Linked DNA regions of Mus musculus: region 1 is linked to region 2. The links are chromatin contacts, found by POLR2A ChIA-PET in ENCODE. All regions are on one chromosome and are shown on one strand. The core of a region is the stretch at or near the end of the contact, and the rest is flanking DNA. Distances in the headings are between cores, read along the strand shown. Region 1 holds the start of Prkar2a (protein kinase, cAMP dependent regulatory, type II alpha). Region 2 holds the start of Wdr6 (WD repeat domain 6).

What was found. ChIA-PET counts read pairs that join two places held with the same protein, here RNA polymerase II (POLR2A).
Region 1: POLR2A ChIA-PET joins it to region 2 with 12 read pairs in embryonic stem cell. The contact joins the promoter of Prkar2a here to the promoter of Wdr6 in region 2. POLR2A ChIA-PET finds 5 or more read pairs at or near these places in 3 of 5 experiments (Patski and embryonic stem cell).

What each region holds. Positions count from the first base shown.
Region 1 is chr9:108,690,492-108,693,945 of GRCm38, forward strand. Prkar2a (protein kinase, cAMP dependent regulatory, type II alpha) reads left to right here and starts at 1,652. Exons shown (of 11, transcript NM_008924.3): 1 at 1,652-2,221. The coding sequence starts at 1,966.
Region 2 is chr9:108,576,821-108,580,006 of GRCm38, forward strand. It overlaps Wdr6 (WD repeat domain 6), which reads right to left and starts at 1,893. Exons shown (of 6, transcript NM_031392.3): 1 at 1,674-1,893. The coding sequence starts at 1,773. P4htm (prolyl 4-hydroxylase, transmembrane (endoplasmic reticulum)) reads right to left here. Exons shown (of 9, transcript NM_028944.4): 8 at 2,896-3,019; 9 at 2,042-2,488. The coding sequence ends at 2,268.

The sequences.
Region 1 (3,454 bases), core at 402-2,901, 110 kb after region 2:
GTGGTGCACATCTAATCCCAGCACTCAGGAGACAGATCTCTGAGTTCAAGGTCAACCTGCTCTAAAAAGTGAGTTCCAGAACAGCCAGGACTACACAGAGAAATCCTGTTTTGAAAAACCAAACCAACAACCTCTCCCCTCCTCCCATACCCCCCCAAAAAGAGCCAGTCTGCTCAAGAGAAGACCCATCTCCACTGTGTTGCTTTGCTTTTTTGTTTTTGATTTGAGATAGTTTCATGTAACCCAGGCTAGACTTGAATTATGTAGCAGCTTTGAAAGAAATGATACATATTATGAGACTGAAGTCAGGAGAGCAGTTTCTGCTTCTTTTGTTGCTGAAATGTATCATTTGTTCCTTCTTCATTCATTCATTCATTCATTCAGTCTTCACAAGTATGCTGTCAGTGCCTCCAGCCAGCATGCTGGATACTGCTTCGCCGCCACTCAACATACATTCAGGGACACATAGCTGTTTGTAGTCTCAGGTCTACCTAGCTTACAGCCTGGACTGGCCCCTACATTGAGTACCTCAGTAAGGTGTTCCCCTGTCACCATACACAGCTCAGTTCCCAGCAGCCTGAGGTTTTGGGTTTGTGCCAGGCCTTTATGGGCGGTGCTAGTGGAGATCTTAATTAATACTGGTTAATTACCAGGTGGTGCTTAACAATCCCAATACCCTTCAGGTTCCCAAGCTCACGAGTTGCTGGCTGGTTCCGGCAGGGAGAGGGAGAACAGTATTCTCGCTGGCTCTTTGGCCAGCACCTAGGCTGGATATTCCAGAAAGGTCTGTAACTTCTTTTGTTCAAGTTTGGTGACAGGAGGAAACAAGTTGAGGAACAGCAGGTGCCTCTCTAGTTCACCTCTGCCCTCTTCCCAAAGGCAAAAGACAACACGGTCTGTGGTCTGCTCAACTTCACCAAGTAGTGTGGCCCAGGGTTGAGTGGGGAGGAAGGAGGACTCTAAGTCTAGGCCTGAAGACCAAGATGGAAGTGTCCAAAAGGAGGAACAAGCCCCGAGGTCTGTCCAGCTCCTGGCATTATTCTGCTTTCTTACTGCCCACAATCGGCTGAGCGAGCTCTTTCAGGGTTATTTCTCTGCTTGAGGCTCACAAGTGACTATCTCACTGAAACTTTTACTTCCTACAAAGCCTTCCCCCTTTGACATCTCACGACGTCATATTAGACTCCTTAGGACCTCAGGCAGTCAGGCACGCATCGTTCTACCTGTCAGTCAAGGTGGTTCTTCTGACTTGACTAGGTCTTTGTTCCTGTTGTACAGGACTTTCCTCCAGATCGTTCTCTGGGCAAACCTGCTCAGTACTTTAGGCTTAGCATTAATGTCGTTCCCTAGAGTAAGCCCTCTGGCCCTCCACTAGAGCAGGGGTCAAGGTGAGGTGGTCCTGTGTCACTTCAGTGACCCTGGCACTCCTTTAAGAGGCTCGCAGCATGCTCCGAAAGCATGAGTGAAAGGTTTTTGTGACCAGGCGAGACGCACTAACCAGCCCGCCTCGCAGCCGGGCCACTCTTTCCTCATCTCCGGGGCCTCCCGCACCTTGACCATGGGCTGCTCCGAGAGCGGGAGGCTCAGCGGCGCACGCGCACTCTGGGCCAGCTCCTGGCCGGGGACGCGCACGCCCGCGGCCGCGTGCGTCACAACCCGGGCGCCTGCCGCGCCCGTCCAGCTTGCCTGCCCGGCGGTCCCCGCGGCGGCGGCGGCGCGGCGGCGGCAGCGGCGGCGGCTGCGGCCGGGTGACAACAGCAGCGGCGCCAGGCTGGCTTGCTAGCGGAAGGGTCGCGCGGCCCGCACAACAAACTCAGACCCGGCCAGAATAAGGCGCGACGCGAGGAAGGCCGAGACGGGCCGCGCGGGAGACCGCGGGCGCGGAGTGACAGGCCGGCGTGAGGGAGCGCGCAGGTTGCAGCCGCCGGCCGCCCGGACCCGCCGGGCCCCTCGGACGTCGCAGGCATGAGCCACATCCAGATCCCCGCGGGGCTCACGGAGCTGCTGCAGGGCTACACCGTGGAGGTGCTTCGGCAGCAGCCGCCCGACCTCGTCGACTTCGCGGTGGAGTACTTCACACGCCTGCGCGAGGCCCGCCGCCAGGAATCAGACACGTTCATCGTCTCCCCGACGACCTTTCACACGCAGGAGTCCAGCGCAGTCCCCGTCATCGAGGAGGACGGGGAGAGTGACTCGGACTCGGAAGATGCCGATCTGGAAGGTAGGCGGGCGGGGCAAGGCCGAGGTGCGATGTGGGCACCGAGTGAAGGGTTCAGGGAGGGACCCGAGGGCCGACCAGGGGTGCCCTGGGCTCGGCTCCCGGCCTTACCCTGGGCCGAGACCCGAGAGCTCTCCAGCCCAGCTGCTTGGGTTCCCCGGCGTGTGAGCATTCCAAATTGAGCTCCGCGGTTCTCTGAGCCCGAGCGTTCACGGAGAGTGATTTGTCAGATTCTGCCTTGAATGAAGCGTGCGCGTTCTTTGGTCCGCGTGGTGGCGCGGAGCTTGAGTCGGTCCCGCCAGAAGCTGCTCTGCCTCTTTGCCTTAGACCCCATAGCCTGCTTGCTTTCCGAAGACAAGAGCACCAGCACCCGGCAGCTCGCCCCGAATAAACCGGATGATCATTTCATTTGCAAAGAATTCCGTTTTGGAAGAGTTATTGCTGAAAACTGTTGGAGACGAGGCCGATCGCCTTGATTAAGCAGGAACTCAGTAGGTAGTTCAAGCTGACCTCGAACTTGGGGTCAACTATCTACCTCTGCCTCAATGAAAACCTTATAAGCATACACATAAGAGGAACGATGAGCTGAGCCCCTCCCTAAATGCTGTCACTCACATTCAGTAGCTGAACCTCCTCCCCCAATACTGCCTGCCGCTCACATTCAACAGTTATCAATATTTTCACTATTGTTTTACCTATATATATATTTCCTCTCTCCCTTTGCTCAAGTATGTAAAGGAAATTTCAGTTATGCCATTTTATTCGTGTCCAGTTAATTATGCGTTCCTCCTTCTCTTCCTCCTCCTCCTCCTCCAAGTTTCGATATGGTTAAAACAATTGAATCAAACTGGCGAGCATAATCAATACCTCGATTCCAGTGTTGATTGCAGGGAAGTATACAAGTAACATTCTACTCATTTGATTTAAGTAAGACTGTCAAAGAGCAATTTTATTTCCTCGGTTGCTTCCACTTATGCTTTATTAACATAATAGAGTTAGCCTGCTTTAATTGTTTTAATTTTAATTAATCCCCCCCCCCTTTTTTTTGAGACAAAGTCTCACTGTGTAGCCTTGGATGATGTAGACCAAATTGGCTTTGACCTCATGAGATCTGCCTGCCTCTGCCTCCTGAGTAGTGCTGGGATTAAAAATGGGCAATCTATGCCCAACACCGGCAGATTTATTTTTCTTTATGTGTTTGTCTATCTGCCTCATGTATATGCATACTATATTAGG
Region 2 (3,186 bases), core at 643-3,142:
AGATCCTCTTGCCTCAACCTCGAATCTGCTGGGACTGTGGCAGTATGCTGTCATGCCTGGCTATCCATCACCCTTAATGACAGTCACTAGGATTTCCTCTGGTGCACACCATCCTTACACTTCAGATGGAAAGCCCTTGCTCTGCTCTAGCCCAAACTCTCAGCTCCACCTGCCTCTGCATGCATTTTCCAGATTCTCCCTCCCTTAGGGAAAAGGCTGTGTCGACCTTTGCACCCTTTAGCCATCAGCATCCTTCATCAGTCTAATCCCTGAGGCTCAACAGAGGCGATGGGGTGGGTAGGTATGTGGTTTTGTGTGTGTGTGTGTGTGTGTGTGTGTGTGTGTGTTTGTGTGTGTGCATGCGTGCTGAAGCTGCCCACACTTTGGCAGGCAGGGGTGAGGCTTGCATTCTGGCCCCACCCCTGGACAGCTGTGAGATCGTCCTTTGTATGCGACTGAGACTTAAAAGCAACAAGGCTTGGGAGGAGAGATGAGGTGCAGGTATTAAGAACCTGGACAGCATTTAACACAGCAGAATCAAAGCTAGCGTCTTCTGAGTTAGGAACATTCCTAACTTGTGCTCAAGAGGGGCTTGTCCAGGGCCTCCCTCTATACAAATCCACATACTTCCCGGGGAATCTCTTACACCCCCATACATGTGTATAGAACCCACAGACGTTTTCTAGAATGGGACTCTCAGCTCCCTTTTGGTCATCTTGCAGCCGTTTGTTTCCCACGATCTCCTCCTCCTCGGACTCGTCAGGATTCCTCATTACCTTACTCCTCTCTTAATGTCTCTTTCTTCAAAATTCTACGGATTTCATTTCCTGAAGTTTGCCGGTCCCACCTCCAGAGAGTTTAGCTCACTGGAGCAACCCAATGTTTGCACTTGCACACACACGCACGCACACGCACACACACACATCAACTCTAGAATATACCCTCACCACAAGACAAACACGCAGCCCTGCTGAGGCTAATAATGGCTGACCCAAGGCCTAATTGTCAGTGCCAAGGGTCCTTGTAAAACCCAACACCACCATCACCAAAGGATGGCTTCGCATCAGGCCCTACTGCTTCCAGGACACTTGGCACCTCAGAGCCATCTCAGACCTTTACCACCAGACACTGAGACATGTGATTACTAACCCAGTTGGCTCAGACCCCCCAGTTGGTTCTCCAGAGGAACCTAAGCCCCAGCCTCTCTGGATACTGCTCTACTCAGAAAGCAATTTTTTGGCCCCCTCATCTTTGGGGGCGGAGCTTCAACCCTCTCCAGAAGCCACACTCCCGCCACACCCCCTGAGGCTGCCCTTTTTTTTTTTTTCTTCCTCTCCAGGGGTTTTGATCATTTGCGTTCACCTGAGGGTGCAACGTCCCTCCCCCAACATGGAACGACTGCGTCCCCCACACCTTCAAGCGTCTCTGTCCACCCTTTCCAAGCTGGCTGCAATTTATGAAGAGCTGCCACTGTCTCTCGAGCCCCGCCCTCCTCCGCCGGCCTGTGTTTCCCGCCACCTCCGAACCTGCCTTATTCCCCCCACTCCCACCCCTCGCCAGTCCCCAGCCCGCTGCCCATCCTCCTCCCCAGGGCATCCCTTTGTCCGGTGCGACCACCCAGGGAGAGGCTAGTTCTTCGCCCGCTAGCACGACTAGAGCCGACCAAGCCTCACCCGCCAGCAGCCTGTCCCCAACACACTCCAGACCCGTAACCGGGAGGAGTATGAGCTCGGAAGTCGCCCGCGGCCAGACATAGTCCCCGAAAGCGTCCATGACGTTCCTGGAGCTGCTGTGGCTGCCACGGACAAGAAGAGAGCTGCGTTCTCGCGAGAACCAGCCGTCTGGAGAGCCGCGCTGCAGAGCTCCGAAGCCCTTAGCTACAGGTAGCAAAGCCCTGGCGCTGGGCTGCGGACGTCCAATGACGACCCTGTCCCCCACGCGATCCCGCTCCTGATTGGCCGGATCAGAGTCACCCCCCCACACACACACACATGAGACTAGCCGGGAGGGGCGGTGGGCCTCCCCTCCCCCAAGCGGGCGCTTAGCTCGCCGGCCCCTGGCTGGAAGCCCTGTAGTTTTATTTAACGGAGCAGCATGGAGGCTGTACACCAATAAATAACGTGAATGTAGGAACTGCGCCTTTGATCGCGGCTGCAGGCAGGGAGGGCTAGGGCAAGAGGTCGGCCAGAACTTCAGTCTGCAGTAGGACAGAGGACCTGCAGGGTCTTTGACGTTGGGCAGCGGGTGATTCGCATCAGGGCCTTGCGTCAGAGCTCCACACGGGCATCACTGTAGGCTCGGTCCAAGGCCCACTCGGGTTGTGAGTCCATGCCACCTTCCCGAGCCAGACGAGCCATCTCCTGCTGGAACAAGGCTTGCCGTGCCCGGCTAGGGTCCACATTGATCCAGTTGTTAGCGATCCACTTGGTGCCGCGGGTGACCAGGCAGCCCCCATGCAACGAGTAGTCGTCCACTTCACCCACCCAGCCTGGGGTAAGAAGGTGACATGAACAAAGGACAAGTTAGGGAGGGGAAAACCCTAGATTGGCTCAGCCTGAGCTGTGCACACATCTAATCCCCATGGAAGGACTTGGCGTCTCACCCACTAAGGCATGGTCAACATACTGGCCCTTAAAATTAACCAAGCTTCCTTGCTTCTGAGCTTGGCTATAGCTCTTCCCAGCCTGGGTTGTGGAGAGAAGTTTCCCTGCCCCAGACAGCAGGAAGGCTGGTGCGCAAGGACGGTGGGCGGAGATAACCGAAGATACTGTACTAGTGCTACTGTGCTTTGAAATCCCTGGCTATGGAAGACAGGAACAGTCCTCCAGGAGAGCAGGAGGGAGAGATGAGTTCCCTCAGAGAAGCCCAAGACCTGGCCATGAGTAAAGCCCTCACCTTGCCCATCAGGAAGGTAGTTGTACCAAAAGACTGCAGTTCCTTGCTGGGGCTTGACACGAAGGTTGCCCTTGTCACAGTGCCTTCGAGTGTCCCGGAGATCGACATCATCCTGAATCAGACTCTGTAGGCAACAAGGTGAGGCTGTTTGTGGACTGCCTGCCATTGCAGGACCAGGCAGCCAAGGTTGGCTGGAGGGAAAACAGGCAGATGTGCCCTCGTCCCAGCTCTGGAAGGGTGTGTACACACTTGCCCAAGGCCCTACCAGCCCAAGAGTAATAACAGCTCACT